Regions from separate parts of the Mus musculus genome. Here region 1 is linked to region 2. Evidence: chromatin contacts called from ENCODE Hi-C or POLR2A ChIA-PET data. All regions are on one chromosome and are shown on one strand. The core of a region is the stretch at or near the end of the contact, and the rest is flanking DNA. Distances in the headings are between cores, read along the strand shown.

The links. Hi-C counts contacts between places; a loop is a spot of excess contacts on that map. ChIA-PET counts read pairs that join two places held with the same protein, here RNA polymerase II (POLR2A).
Region 1: a loop to region 2 is called in a map of T-helper 17 cell, with 2.7 times the contacts of the local background. The contact joins the enhancer-like site here to the promoter of Cyb561 in region 2. A Hi-C loop is called at or near these places in 1 of 37 maps with a recorded cell type or tissue (T-helper 17 cell). POLR2A ChIA-PET finds 5 or more read pairs at or near these places in 2 of 5 experiments (both embryonic stem cell).

What each region holds. Positions count from the first base shown.
Region 1 is chr11:106,172,516-106,180,363 of GRCm38, reverse strand. It overlaps Strada (STE20-related kinase adaptor alpha), which reads left to right. Exons shown (of 13, transcript NM_001252448.1): 5 at 6,583-6,685; 6 at 6,990-7,111. Among named protein-coding and RNA genes, the nearest start is that of Limd2, 16 kb to the right of the region's middle. Within about 2 kb of position 5,798, at least 1 of the 3 ENCODE cell types and tissues checked has a DNase peak (open chromatin) inside an H3K27ac peak, as active enhancers do.
Region 2 is chr11:105,941,997-105,949,646 of GRCm38, reverse strand. Cyb561 (cytochrome b-561) reads left to right here and starts at 5,160. Exons shown (of 6, transcript NM_007805.5): 1 at 5,160-5,536.

The DNA.
Region 1 (7,848 bases), core at 4,549-7,048, 230 kb before region 2:
GGCTGCAGTCCCATCACTTGTGAGGTTGAGGCAAGAGAATGGCATGTTCAGAGCCATCGTGAGGTATATGGCAAGCCTGCCTTCAAAAGACAAGCCACAGGGTCATGAGACGGCTCAGCAGGAAAGGCATAGGTTGTAGAAGCCTGGGCACCAGACTGAGGAGCCAGCCTGAGTGAGCCCTGGGTGGAAGGAGAGGACTGACCCCCCAGAGTTATCCTCTGACCTCCACACACATACATTCCTGCTCACGTACACACACAATTGAAAAAAACAAAAAATGTTCAACTCAATCTTTCTTCCTCCCTGCAAACCCATACAAAACAGGGATTCTTTTAAACTGGCACAAGCTGCAAGGTTTGTGTGTCTTCCTCCACTTGAGCTTTGTTTTCCCAAGTAAATAACACCATATGTGTACACAGCTATTGTGGGAAACATGAGTCATTGGCTAGAGAGAGAGGAGGGGAGAGAGAGAGAGATGGGGAGAGGGAGGAAGAGAGGGAGGGAGAGCAAGCGTATGAGCACACAGTGGCTGGGCATAGCGGCACACGCCTGTGGTCCCAGCACTCAGGAGACTGAGGCTGAAGGATTACCAGTTTGAAGCCAACCAGGGTTGTTAAACATTGAACCCTTAGAGGTAGGGAAGGAGGAAGGGATCTGGGAGAGATAAGAACAGAACACTTGGCGGACCCCTTTCTGTGGGTTGTTTTGTAGGCAGCACAAGGCTGAGTCAAGGATAACGATGCTCACGTTAGTTTTGTCTGAGCGTGCACTGTCAAGAGCACCTGTCTGTCAAACCCATGTGTTTTCATTCAGGAAACAAACAAACAAAATAATTTTTAAGAGAGAGAGAGAGAGAAAATGCTAATTATATAATTTTCATATGCTCTTAGCTGCTGATGTTCTAGCAAAAACTGTCCTTGGTGAAATCTGTGGCCAGTTGAATGCGTTCATTTGGTAGTGTTTCATAAATATTATAGTCTTTATATATGCTTTTTTGGATTTTATTTTAAACAGTGCTACTGTTTTATGGTCATTTCTAAGTATCAATGGCTTTTTTTTTTAATGTTTTTAAAATGTTTCAAGAAAGTAAAATGCTTTTAATGTTACAGAGACCTAAAGAAGAAAGGAACAGAATTAATTAGCCTTTTCTTGAGCAATTTGAAATTCCAGATTACACTGGTCTAATTATGCTGTGCTGTGTTTAAGAAGAATAAGCTAATAAAAAAAAATTCATCCCTTTGCTCTGAACATTGACTTTAAAAATCTGGACGATTCGTGAGCTAGCCCTGTTCTGATAAAGCACAGGTTTAATTCAGTGACTCTGGCTTTCCGCAACCACAGCTAGACCTCTGTCATCTGCTCTGCTCTCAGCAATATCGTCCATGTTCCCACAACAGTTGACAGCATTTCCAGCCTAGACTCCAAAGTCCTTCACAATCTCCCACCAAAACATGGTTATGTCTGTCACAGCAGTCCCTATGACCCTGATACCACTTTCTTAGTTTGCTTTTTATTACTGTGGTAAACACCATGACTGAAAGCAACTTGGGGAGGAAAGGGCTTATTTAGCTTGCGTATCCTGAGTCACAACAGTCCACTGCAGGAGTCAAGGCAGGAAGTTAATGGTAGGAGCCTGGAGGCAGGAGCTGAAGCCGATGCCATGCACAAGTGCTCCTTATTGGCTTCCTCAGGCCTCTTGTAGTAGCCTGATAGCCCATGGGTGGTGCTACCCACAGTGGGCTGGGCTCTCCCACATCACTCACTAATCAGGAAAACACTCTACAGACGTGTCTACCAGCAATCTAATGGAGGTGTTTCCTCAGTTGAGGTTCCTCCAGATAACTCTAGCTGGGTCAAGTTGACAGAAAACCTATCAGGACACCCCATCTCTTTTGTCAGTAGCAGACCAGGCATTTCAGAAATCCTCCTGCATTTTAAATCCATCTGTGGAAACCAGATGCACAATTTATTTCAAGTCTCTGTTTAGAAATGAAGCTGTGCAGGTAGGTAATCTAAAGGGAAAGTGTCACTAGCAACCACAAACATGACTAATCTTAGTTACCCAAAGAACATTAAAGTATTTCTGTGCTTGTTACAAAACCTTTCCCTGTCTCTGTGTGCTGGCTCTGACTGTAGACTAGCCAGAGGGGAAGGCTTGCTTTGGGAATGTGTGTGGTGAGGAAGAAAGCCGGCAGCCGGGTAGAATCTGCTGTGGCCTCTAGGCTAGCTCCTCTCCTGCAGTTCCACATTTTCCAGTTCCAAAAGAAAAAAAGAAAAACTGGTTACTAAAGGTTACTTTTTCCGGTCATTTTCTGTGCAACTAGATTGGAAGGATTTGGCAAAGTTCCTAAGAAATTCATTGAGCCTTTTCCTACCTGTGCTCTACAAGAAATGCATAGTTGGAGCTTAGTGGGTGGTGTGTCTCATATGCCTCCCTGCCAAGAAGTGGGACACAGGTAATAAAGGACCTTTCCAAAGAGAGTTGTTTAAAACATATAAAAAATGTAAAAGCGCCTATAGTAAACACTTTACTCTGAGGATTCAATTGTTCTTCCTAATACTTTTTTTCCAAACAAGAGGAGGTTTAAGAAGTTTGGAGATCCAGAGAAAGCTTTAAACACAAACAGCTACTTCTCATGAGGTTGTATGTTACTCGATTTCAAAACAACAAAACAAAACAAAAACAAAAACAAAGTAATGCTTTCTTGCTGGAAGGTTTAGGCTCTGGGAAGGTGCTTCAGGACCCATGTCACCATCACTTTGAGCCCTCTTTCCAGAGGGATTGGCATCCACCCTACTCTCTGATTCTTCAGGGAAGATTGTAGGCAGACCTCTCAGGTTGTAGTGGACTTGACAGGAAATAGATTGCTTAACTTTAGCAGTGACTTGTGTGAAGAACATAAAAGTAGCGTAGTATAATAAAGTGATAGGAACCAACTCAGCTTTGCTGGGCAGGTTTATCTCTGGAGAAATTATACTAAGACCTAAATGATAAGAAGACCATGATGAGAAAATGTGTGTGTGTGTGTGTGTGTGTGTGTGTGTGTTGTAACCAAAGGGGGCAGCCTCAGCTACATAGTGAGTTTGAGGCTAGCCTGGACTCTATGACACTGTCTCAAAACAAAACAAAAACAACAGCAACAAAAATCAATGGGGACAGAAGTTGTAGCCAGGTACAAGTGCTCCAGTTGAAGAACCCAGAGAGTGCTCAAAGATTAAAAGCACTTGCTGCTTCTGGAGGGCCCAAGTTCAATTCCCAGCACCTAAGTGGTGACTCAGAACTTCAATTCTCGGGAATATGGCTCCTTCTTCTGGCCCTTAGACATTGCACACACTTGGTCCACTTATATACGTGCAGACAACACCCAAACACATTGCCTTAGTTTGCTTTCTATTGCTTTGATGAACACCATGACCAAAAGCAGTTAGGGAGAAAACATGGCGCTTATTTCATCTTACTGCTTACAGTAATTCAGGAACTGAGCGCAGTGATCACTGGCTTGCTCAGCCTGCTTGGTACCTGGGCTTGGTACTCCTATGGCAGTCATTCATCAAGAAAGTGCCCTACACTTGCCTACAGTCAACTTGACGGAGCCATTTGTCTCACCCGGGAGTCACTCTTCCCAGATGACTCGAGTTTGTGTCAAGATGGACAGAAAACTAGCCAGGACACAAAAACAAATAAATCCTAAGGGAGGAAAGTTTTCTAGTTGAAGTGATTAACAGGTTCACTAAGGTTGAAGACGTGCTTTGTTTGTGTGGGGAAAGAGGCTGGTCAGGGAGATAAGGTCCGTGAGGTAGCCAGATCTGATAGCAACCCAGGGGCTTTCTGTGACCCAAACACTGATGTGACTGAGAGCAAGAATATTCAAGTGCACTGGCAGCAGGGCTTGGTAGGCCTGTGACCTGACTTCAGTTCCCACTTCTCCCCGTTAAAGGTAGGAGAAACTGACCCCACATAGATGCTCTCTGTCCTCCAAAGCAATATGCCTGCACACCTACACATGCACACTATACACACACACACACACACACACACACACACACACACACACACAGAGTCTTGCAGGCACTCAGAATGTGATGTGAATAGTGTCCTGGAAAGCAATGCCATTGTCTCACAAAGTTGGCTGGTCGGTGATTCTTTCCCGTTGCTGCCAGCTTCACTCAGACCATAGTCAAGCACGTTGATAGTAAGTAGTACAGCTCGTCATAGCGTAGCTGGAGACCAGCCCAATCCCATCAGTGCTAGGGTGGATAATTTGAAATACATTCCTCAAAGGAATAATATACAATAGTGAAAGTCAGCGAGCTATACCTAAATAGAATATTATGGCCCAGTCTTGGAATATAACAAATGGTTAAATTAAAAGTAGACTTTATTAGTCGGTATCCATTTTGCTCAACTAGAGTCTTCTTAGTGTCACTTTCTTTCTCTTTGTTGTTTTGAGACAGGGTATTACTATGTAGCCCTGGCTATCCTGGAACTAAATATGTAAAGCAGGCTGGCCTGGAGCTCAGAGAGATCCTTCTGCCTGCTCAGTGTTGGGACCAAGATGTTTGCCACTAAGCTTTTAGTTCACTCTTAGTGATAAGGGAGGCAGATCCATTTTGCTTTTTATGGAGATAGGCATTATTAATTGCTGTAAACTAGATGGACTCAAAACATCAATCAGCAGGACACTTGCCCTGGCAGGGAGGGGCCTGGTTCTTATCTTTGTCACATAGCCATGTTCTAATTTCTTAGCAAATTGTTTGCCTCCTGGACCCTTGTTTTTGCTATTGAATGATGGAGCTAGTGTGATGGAGTACTCCTGTAATCTCAGCACTTAGAAGGCAGAGGCAGGAAGACTGTCATGTATTCCAGGAGCCAGGGTTACTCACCGTGGTGCCTGTCCCGTAAAAGTTTCACTTTTACTGCTGTGAGTGTAGTGTGCATGTGTAGGTGTGCAGGCAGATTGCTTTGGAGGACAGAGAGCATCTATAGCACAGGAATGCATTTGGCCCTAAAGGAAAAGCAAGCTTGTGAAAGGAGAGCTGTTGGTCCACATCCCAAATGGCTGGTGTCCTTTTTCATCCCCAGCCTGAGCTGGCAGGGACCCAGGTGGCTGAGCATGCCGACTCTGAGACTGTAGCTCAGGGAGTCAAGTTACTCTCCAGCACTCAGAAGTTCAAAGACAGGGAGATCTGTAAGTTCAAGGCCAGCCTGGTCTACAAAGAACTTGTCTCAAAAAGGATGTATCTGTTGTATTTCCTCATCTAGCATGGGGAAGGAGGATCAGATCCAGCGTAAGTAGGCTCTGCAGAGCATATGGTATTTCAATGAAGCCAAGCACAGTGGTTTGGAGGGCTTCTCTGCCATGGTGATGATCCAGGTACCACCTTGTCAGAAGAGTCTCAGCTCTTACAGGCAGTGCTGACTTTTGTGTGTTTGCACTATCTTCTGAATGGAGGCCAGGTTTGTTTCTTGTTTGGTTCTTTGAGACATGGTCTCCTGTTGCTGACGCTGGCTTGGAACTCCTGATCCCTATGCCTCCTCCTCTTGAGTACAGGATTACAGGTGGGCACCGGCACCCCTGCCTTGAAGCCAGGCTTAGAACCGAGGTGTACCACACGGGGAGCCGGCCTCAGATTTCTCCATTGCAGTTAGACACACCTGCAGGAAGAAGGTTTGAGGATAGAAATCCTCTCCCCAAGTCATAGGAATGTATTTGGCCCTAAAGGAAAGCAAGCTTGTGAAAGGAGAGCTGTCGGTCCACATCCCAAATGGCTGGTGTCCAGTTTCATCCCCAGCCTGAGCTGGCAGGGACCCAGGTGGCTGAGCATGGACTCTGGTCAGTAGCTCAGGGAGTCAGTTACTCTCCGCTTACTTTGGGAACTTCAGGAATGACTGGGCTCTTGGTTTACTAAAGGAATGGGGTTCCACCAGTAAAGTCCTAGATTAGTGGTTCTTTACCTTCCTAAGGCTGAGACCCTGTAATACAGTTCTTCACGCTGTGACTCTCAACCACAGAGTTATGTCATTGCTACTTCATAACTGTAATTTTGCTACCGTTATGGATAATAATGTAGATATCTGATATGCGACCCCTGTAAAAGAGTCGGTTGGCCCTTAAAAGGGTTGTGACCTACAGGTTGAGAACTGCTCTAGAGCAAGCTTGCCGGTCTGACCTTTTAGAATCTTGCAGTTGGGCTTTTAAAAATTGGATCTTAATGAAGCAGAAGACGTAGAACCCTGTATTTCTCTACCTGCTCACTTCTTTGGTGTGTCTTTCTCCACACATCCTTCCCCAGCCAAGAACTTGGTAGACTTTAGCAGTCAGTCACTGGGGAGGACCAGCAGAATGGCAGTTGACTGGGGTAGTTGTCCTTGCTGGTAGATCTCACAACTCTTGTTCTGCCAGGAGTGTTGACTGCACACCCATATGCTGTGTTCCTCTTCAGGTAGAGCCAGCGGTGCTTCTTTGGCACCGTCAGGATTGCTGTGTGTTGTAGAGGCAAGGCTCCTCGTGCATCTGTGACTGCCTCTGCTCCACTCTCCACCTCTGTTTTCTCAGTTAACCTCTTTTTCTTTTCCTTTAGGCCAATGAGGCGAGCTCAGAGTCCATAGCATCTTTCTCCAAACCAGAGATGATGAGCAGCTTTCTTCCAGAGGGCGGGTGTTATGAGCTGCTCACCATCATAGGTAACTCCCAGGGACATGCTTACATTCCCACTACAGTGCCCTCAGCCATCTGGGAGGGTTCATGGTGACAATGGGCTTCTGTGGGTTTCTTGTGCCAAGTATGGGAAGTTGTTTCCAGGAGGCCAGAGACTGCTACAGTGATTGTCTGAGAAGGAGTGATGGACAAACCAAGAAATGTCTAATATGAAAGTTCCAGCAGTGAGCTTTGTAACTAGACTTTCCTGCTGAAATGGAGTTCCTCTTTCTTTAGAGTAGACAGATCTTGGTGGCTGGTTTTGTGTAAGTCATTCCTCTTTTCTCTCAGGCAAAGGGTTTGAGGACTTGATGACAGTGAATTTAGCCAGGTACAAACCAACGGGAGAGTATGTGACAGTACGAAGGATCAACCTAGAAGCTTGTTCCAATGAGATGGTGACATTCTTGCAGGTAATGATGCATGGGTGTGGACCTTGGAGGGAGTGGGGTGGGGGTGGCGGTGGGGGTGCTCCTGGCCACATGGTCATTCTTCTAGGGGTTTCTGCAGGAGACTAAGGTAGACCACGTGAGAAGTCATGAGGCATCAGTGATGAATCTTATCATCTGACAGTTGATCGGGCTGTGGTGCTGCTCCACCCAGCTGGCCCCTCTTTAAATATTTCTCTTTGGTTTGTTCTGTGTTATTCAGAGAGGCTAAGTAGCATGCCTGCCCACAAGCACAGCAGAAAGCAGCAGAGACAGAATCAGTCCCAGGAAGTCTTGGTCACAGCAGAGCCACTTGCTCTGCCACCAGTGGCCATTTTCTGGCCCTGGGCATCCTGTTTGCTGCAGGCTCCTTTCAGTTTGACAAGCAAGGAGCCTCCCTCTTTTAAGCTGGTTTGGGAACTGAGTGGAGTGCGATTCCTCCTGGTCCTATGATACCAGTGTGTGTAGCATCCAGTGCAGTGTGGACTCAGTGTGCAGCTCCCGCCCTTCCTTACCTGTCCTGTTCTCCTCAAGTGATGCTCCCCTGACCCTGACCATGCTGCCCAACTTCTTCTCTTCATAGTCACTAGACTGGGCCAGTACCAGAACCTGACATTTCTGTAGTTTTTACTTTTTGTTTCTTTTGAGATAGGGTCTCATGTTCAGGCTGGTCTAGAACAACCTCACTTCTTCCTCTTCTTCTTCCTCCTTCTTCCTCCTTC
Region 2 (7,650 bases), core at 3,911-6,410:
TCTGGGTCAAGGTACCTTCAGATGAAAGATTCTCTCTGATAGCGGTACTTGAGGCAATGGTTAAGAGGAGGAGGAAGGATGGTGGTGGGAGGGAGAGAACATGGCGAGGTCAAATCTTGGACTCAGGACAACAGGCCTTGGAGGGTCGACAGTGTGGCCACTGGAGGTGGGACCTGGCCCAGCCTCTCACTGCTACCTCATCACCTTCTGCTCTTCTAGACGTAGCTACAATCATGGTCAGGGAGGAGGTTGAGACAGAGCTCTGTCTGGGAATTACTGACTGGACTCCAGCCCACAGCCTGCAGGGGGACACAGCCCCAGGTCATGCTTGGTTCCACTCAAACAGGTCACCGAGTACCCCATGGTGTCCCCAGTGTACTGGCTAGTTTTGTGTCAACTCGACACAGGCTGGAGTTATCACAGAGAAAGGAAGTTCAGTTGGGGAAGTGCCTCCAGGAGATCCAGCTCTAAGGCATTTTTTCAATTAGTGATCAAGGGGGTAGGTCCCCATGTGGGTGGTGCCATCTCTGGGCTGGTAGTCTTCGTTCTATAAGAGAGCAGGCTGAGCAAGCCAGTAAGGAACATCCCTCCATGGCCTCTGCATCAGCTCCTGATTCCTGACCTGCTTGAGTTCCAGTCCCGACTTCCTTTACTGATGAACAGCAATGTGGAAGAGTAAGCTGAATAAACTTTTTCCTCCCCAACTTGCTTTTTGGTGATGATGTTTGTGCAGGAATAGAAACCCTAAGACACCCTGGGATGCAGAACTTGGCTGAGAACCAGGCCCTGCCCCGACAGCATCAGGGGCTTCAGGGACCAAGGTGGGAACTCCCAGAGGCTTTGGACAAAGTGCAGGAGTCCCTGCCCTGAGGTTTATGGTTGGTAGGTGTAGATGATCAGAAGGCTGGGACCAGCATCTCCTCCTTCCTACACGTGCTGACACTGTTGGAGGGTGTGACACCTCTGCACTCAGGGCTTTCTGCCTGGCTCCAGCTTCTGTGTTGCCTTTGCTGTTCTCACTGCAGGCCCTCAGTGCTTGATGCCTGCCTGGCTGGCTGGCTAGGGAAGGAAGCAGGGAGATGGGGGACCTGACTTGGGCACAAACCTCTCACTTCTTTCTTGGAGGGAAGGCTGCAGAGTGGGTGGTATCAGGCTGGCTGAGGCCCAGGGCTTCCTGTTAGCCCCATTACTAGCCACAGGAATGCCCGGGCTGGGTTACAGGGAGTCTGGCTAGGGCCCTGCCAATCACAGCCAATGTGGTTAGACACAGCTACACTTAATGGGTCTATGGTGATTGCCCTGGTGCCCTGCACATTGCAGTTGTGGGGAACCCAGTGTCTTAGTCAGGGTTTCTATTCCTGCACAAACATCACGACCAAGAAGCAAGTTGGAAAGGAAAGGGTTTATTCAGCTTACACTTCCATACTGCTGTTCATCACCAAGGAAGTCAGGACTGGAACTCAAGCAGGTCAGGAAGCAGGAGCTGATGCAGAGGCCATGGAGGGATGTTACTTACTGGCTTGCTTCCCCTGGCTTGCTCTTATAGAACCAAGACTACCAGCCCAGAGATGGTCCCACCCACAAGGGGCCTTTCCCCCTTGATCACTAATTGAGAAAATGCCCTACAGTTGTATCTCATGGAGACATTTCCTCAACTGAAGCTCCTTTCTCTGTGATAACTCCAGCTGTGTCAAGTTGACACAAAACTAGCCAGTACACCCAGGCACACAGTTTGTACCTTCAACCTCTGCTCTCTGATGAGCTGTTTATATGCCTGTCTCCCATCTCTGCATACTCAGCTAAGTTCTCCATCTAGGAGTGGCAGAGGGCAGGGCAGCAGGCAGATAGCCTCACACATGCCTGGCACACATCTCTCCTCAGCCCTTCCTGGGAATTCCCTTCCCCAGGCTCCTCACAGCCACAGTCCTACAGTCTCCTCAGACAGCCTTCCTTAGCGCTGGCCTTGGGACAGCCACCTCTGCTCTCTGGCTCCTGCTTTATAACCTTCTCGTGCTTGCTGTGTTGATGCGTGACACCTACGATTCATCCGATTAGGTTGGTGTGTAGACGTCCATCTGCCCACGCATGAATGTGTGTATATATGGCATTTGAAGTTTCCGTTCTGATCTTTGTTCTGTCCCACATCACTGGAGTTACATGGAAGCAGGGCCCTGTCTTACTGTCTTCTTTTCAGGGCCTAGAACAAAGCCTGGCACACAGCAGGTGCCCAGTGAACCCATTCCTGAAGGGAGGAAGAAGGGAGGAGAGGGGGAGGAGAACAGGAAGGAAAGAGTAGAGTGATCCCTGAAAGCATGGTCTCCCAGTGCTGTCACACTGAGGGACAGGAGTTAGACAGACTCCTCGGTAGGCAGTTAGAGAGAGGGGACATGTTTGGTAATAAAGATGGTGACCTGCCAAGGTGGCCAGCTTCTTCCTCACCCTCCAGACCCGAGACAAAAACCTGACAGCTTAAAACAAAGGCCCTGTGGGCATCTTCTCCCACCACCGGCCAACTGCTGATGGATTGGCCCAACAAGTTCAAGATGTGTTTACACAACAACTGTGGGCCAATCGGCAACCCTGTCTGTGTTCTGAACTGGCCAATCCTAACTTAGAGGAGGAACCCCAGCCCTGGAGAGGAGACTGGATTTTCTGGTTTCCAGAGTCTCTTCTCTGTTTGAAGCTCTTTTTCTCTGGGTGTTTGCTGTGTGTGCACGTGTTTCCACGGTCCCAATAAATCAAAAGAAAAAGCCTCAACCGCGGATGCTGACTGTCTGCTCCTGTTTTCGGAGTTCGAGATCTTCCCTGCCTTCTGGTTCTTTAACCGTCAGAGGAGCTGAACCTGATCAAGAGCCCTAGTTGGTAGATAACACCACCACTTCCTGCTCAAGGCTGGTTCCCCACAGGCCCTAGCCAGCGCGTGTCCTGCTCCTTCAGGGCCCAGCAGAGGAAAACCTCTGCCTGACGGCACACCTCGCCTGGTCTCCACATTTGAGTTCTGTAATTACAGTGTGCTGTTTGTCTAAGTCTTATTTTTCTCAGAATGGACCAACCTTGGGATCAACCATGGATGGGCAACAACTCAGTCTTTGATGTCCCGTGTCCCCTGCCCTTAGTGTTCCTGAGGTCTCAGGTGGCTGTCTTTACTGCTGGCTCTGGAAGCACTGTGGCTGGTGTCTTGCCTGGCTGCTGCTCTTGCCCCCATGGTGGGTTGTTCCAGTAGATGCTCTGATCCTTCCTGGGTCTCTGCTGTCTTGGTCACCTTCAGTGACCATGTATCTGGAAGATAAGCTTTTCTTCCATAGTGATTCATGGTTCTATTTTCAACTTGATCACAGTAACCATTATGTATATCCACAACCTGAAGGGACCTGAGGATGCTGCTGCCTCAGTCTCAGGGTGGTGGACACAGGACCTGCTTGCTGCTGCTGGTGGCCGTGGCTGCTGAGCTGAGAGCTCTCCAGGGGATATTGTAGGGCAGGGCCCAGTTTTTGGAACTGATATAAATTTGTTTGGCTCAGGCATGTGGATTCTTGTATCGCTTTTCACATTCCTCTGGACTCTAAGGACTCCAGAAACACTTGGGAGCTACACCTACACTAGGCTTCCCTGGTGAAATGAACAAAAAACTAAAAACTTACCTTCAAAGTAAAACCAGGCTGGGTGGTGGTAGCACACAACTTTAATTCCAGCACCCAGGAGGCAGAGGCAGGCAGGTCTCTGAATTTGAAGACAGCCTGGTCTACAGAGAGTGTGTTCCAGGACAGCCAGGGTTATACAGAGAAAAGTCAATACCTCTCACAGATGCACGTGTGTACACGTGTGCACGTACACACACACAAACACACACACACAAGACCTGGTTACATTTGAGAAACGCTTAGGATCTATTCATGCTAAATTTCTAAGATAGAAATGTAACTAGGAATCCTGGTTTTCCCCTCAGCTTTCTGCACTGGGTAGCCCTGGGGAGAAAGAATGTGCCAGGTGGGAGTGGGTCTGCCTTAGGTCTGGCGTCCTGGTTATGAGGACAAAATTTATTCTGCTCGGTGCCTTTTTTTGCTCCTTAAGGCCTTTCGCTCAGAGACCCCCTCCCTGCATCGTGAGTGTGTGTGAGTGTATGTGTGGTCGTCATAACTCTAGTCTTTCCCATACTGCCACACTGGCGGTCAGGAAATGCACTGTGAAGCAGTCAGCTTGGAGACTTGAAGGAATGAGGTAGGGGATGATCCAACAAAGGACTCTCCCAACAGGAGCCTCCCCGGGTCTTGGAAGGCACTTTAAGACCAACACTTAAACAAGATTCCATCCTGCCAAAATCGGTCCCTCCTTTTCCTCCCAGGAGCCCAAATATACCCAGCAAACAATGAGAAATGGCTCAGCGCCATGTTTAGTTTATAAGCATGTATTTATTGCCTGCACCACCAAGGAAGCTGTTGCTTACCTTAAAAAGCCCATTAGCTTCTGCCAGACGAAAAGTTACCATAAGGTAATTCCGGTTTTTGGTTCTCTCTCAACCGTACACTAGACAGCATACCCACCCTCTAAGAAGGAGCCCCCGCCCCAATTCTGGCTTCTACCAGTGGGCAGCTCCCAGCATGCTGAGGTGTTCCAGGGACTGCCTTCACAGTCATGCTTTGCCTCACAAGGTAAAATACCCCATTTCTCTCCTCCTCTCCGTGAGTCTGGCCAGGCATCCAACAGGAAAGAACCTTTTGTTCCCAGCTTGTAGGAAGTCTGAGCTAGGCTCTTATCTATTCGTAGCATTTCCTGGATAGCGGGCCAGGATCTGCTAAGCTCCCAGCCTTGGTCTTGGCAACAGTCTTAAGTACAGACCTTGGCATACACCAGGTCTAGGACTTAAATGAGAAGTTGGAAGGACACAATTTACCCTTAGATTGGTGTCTCTGTCTCTCTCTCTCTCTCTCTCTCTGTGTGTGTGTGTGTGTGTGTGTGTGTGTGTGTGTGTGTATCCTGGAGTGGAAAAAATGGGAGGCAAACTGTATCAACAACAGTGTCTATGTGGTCAATGTGGCTGGTGTGCAGATGCGGAAGGGCAGGGTTATTCCCAGCCTTCCAGTAAAGTGTAAAGTGCCATCTCCGCCCACGAGGGCTGGAAGAGGTGACCCTGGGTTCCCGGAGCTGAGCTTGGGCCCAGGCCAGGCCTGACACCTAGCGGCCTCCTGGGTTTGGGCGTGGAGAGTAGCGAGCGAGAAGCTAGAGACCGGGAACCCGGGCGCCGAACCCGCGCCGCTAACCTTCCCCGCACGCCGGTCCCGAGCCAGTCCGGAGCCAGTCCCGAAGCTGCTGGAGTTCGGGTCCTGAGTGCGGGTCGGTGTAGCCGAGGTGCCCTACCGAGTGCCGGCGCCTGGCGGGACTTCCGGCGCAGGTGACCGTCGCCTCCTCGCGCGCGCTACCGCTTCCCCGCCGCCGCCCCGTCTCCATGGCGACGCCGTCGCGCCGAGGCTCGTGGAACCTGCCGAGCGTCCGGGGCGCGGCGCGTGGACGCGCGCAGGCCTGGCGGCGGCGGGACAAGGTAGGCGACGGGGAGGTGGGGAGCCGAGTTCCGCGCGGAGGGGCGGAGGGGACTGTGGCCAGGTGAGGCAGGGCTTCGAGCCGCCCTTCCGCGCGCACCTGCCCGCACCGACCCGGCGCTGCCCGGCTTGTCCCCTGACGCGGGTGTTGTGCTGCTGGCACCCGGCAAGGCAGCCGGGGGAGCGCGGGCCGCGTCTGCCCGAGTTAGAATGGGGACTGCTGGTGACTTGAATTCAAGTCCAGGGGCCTGCGGCTGTACTGTAGAACAAAGTGGGTGGGAGTGGACCAATCTGCATTCGCCACGACTGAGCTCCCACTGTCCCCGCGGCCGGTCCCTGCGCTCAGGTGCGGGCCTGGTGGATCCTCTTTCTCTTCTTCCGCATCCCACCGTCCTCGGGCAGGATAACTAGTTCCTATCCTGGCAGAACGCCTGGCTTCGTGCTTTGGCCTTGGAAGTGACTCAGGGGCGGAACTTCTCGGAGAGAGGGATCTGCTGCCGCCTCTGACTCCTGGAGTGGTAGCCAGGCCACCTCCCCCTTTCCGGTCACTTCTCTTCTTACCCTTACCACCTTTCCACAGGCGCTGCAGCACCACAAGTCACAGACACTTTTGGTTGCCCTTCCTTTTTTTGTCTTGGCAATTTTCTTTAAGAAAAGCCCCATCTCCGATACCTGAGTTCTGTCCGCTTCTTAACAAAACAAAAAGCAAAGTGTTCTCACCTCCCTTAGATACCTTGATTGCTCCTCAGCACTTGGATCTGGGAGGAAAATACTGGACTGCTCCAACCCCACCCCTTGTAGGAGGAGCTCCTGGAACCAGAAGTAGAGTTGCACACAGATGCCCTGCCCTGCCATTGTCCCTGGGTAGGCAGAGCCCAGGTTTCTTGAACTTACAGACATCTGAATGCTGGGATTAAAGGCCATGCCAGGCCTTGCGTTCCATTTTCTAATCGCCTCACAATTAATTAGAGTACAAGTGGGAATATGAAATTTCAGACATTAAAATTACCACCTAGGTCACTTGTGGTGACAAGAGGCTGTGTTCCTAGAATGTGGGAGCCTGATGCAGGGAGACTGAACGTTTAAAGCCAGCAGACCTACAGAGGGAGATCTTGGTCTAACGCCCCCTCCCCCGCAACAAGAACTAAAGGCAGACTGTTTGACAGTCTTCCTCGCTCTAGAAGTTTGTACTCTATAGGGGGAATGAATGGGTTGGTGGTGGGGCAGGAGGGATCTGGTCATCTTCATGGGTCCGTTGACGTCACTATGACGTTTAGGAGATGTTATTTTTGTTCAACTGCTGTTTGCTTAGGTCCTAGCTAGGTGGCAGGCACTGTGCTAAGCACTTGTGCATATTTTTTTTTTCCATTTAAGTTGTCCGAAGTCCAATGAGGTAGGTCTTAAGGTCCCCACTCCACCCCGCTCTCCTCCTCCCCGACCCCACAGTTGAGGAGGCCAGCTTGGAGAATGGACAAGGCCTCCCTGATGGCACACAGTAGGAAACAGTGGAACACACAAATGCTCCCATGCCTTAGGTGGTTGGCATTCATGGGAGCCCTTCCTCCATAAAAATAAATAATGATATTTTTCAAATTTCCCTGGTGTAAAGACAACATACAGACTGGATTAAAAACATAAACCATTTCAACCCCTAAAGTTCAGCTCTTCCATTCTGAAATGAAGCAGGCTCTTTTATTTTTAACTCTTGGCAAGTTCTGGTGCAGAGGCACACCTGATGCTGACCCTCCTTCCTTCCTGGCGCATCCTGGGTGCCCCGTGCTACCGCTCAGCTTCTTTTTGCCTTTTGTCTCATCGTGTCTTAGGATCTTACCCATCAAGGAAAGCTCTAGTCCCTTCCCCCACTGCAGTCTTTCCTAACTCAGTTAAAGCCTGCTGCTGATGGGGAGGGCTGTGGCCAAGCCAGGTTTGCTGCTTCCCTGTGCTCTGCTCTGCCTCCTGGGCTGTTCAGCATGTGCATCTGGTACCAGTAATGAGGTTAGGCCTGGTTGCCTTTTAATAAAACACAGTGGGCTTGGAGAAGGAGCGTGGTGCTCTGCACAGGTCGAGCCCCGAGGGTAGCCATGTCCCCGTGTGATTACATTAAGTGGGAGCCAGT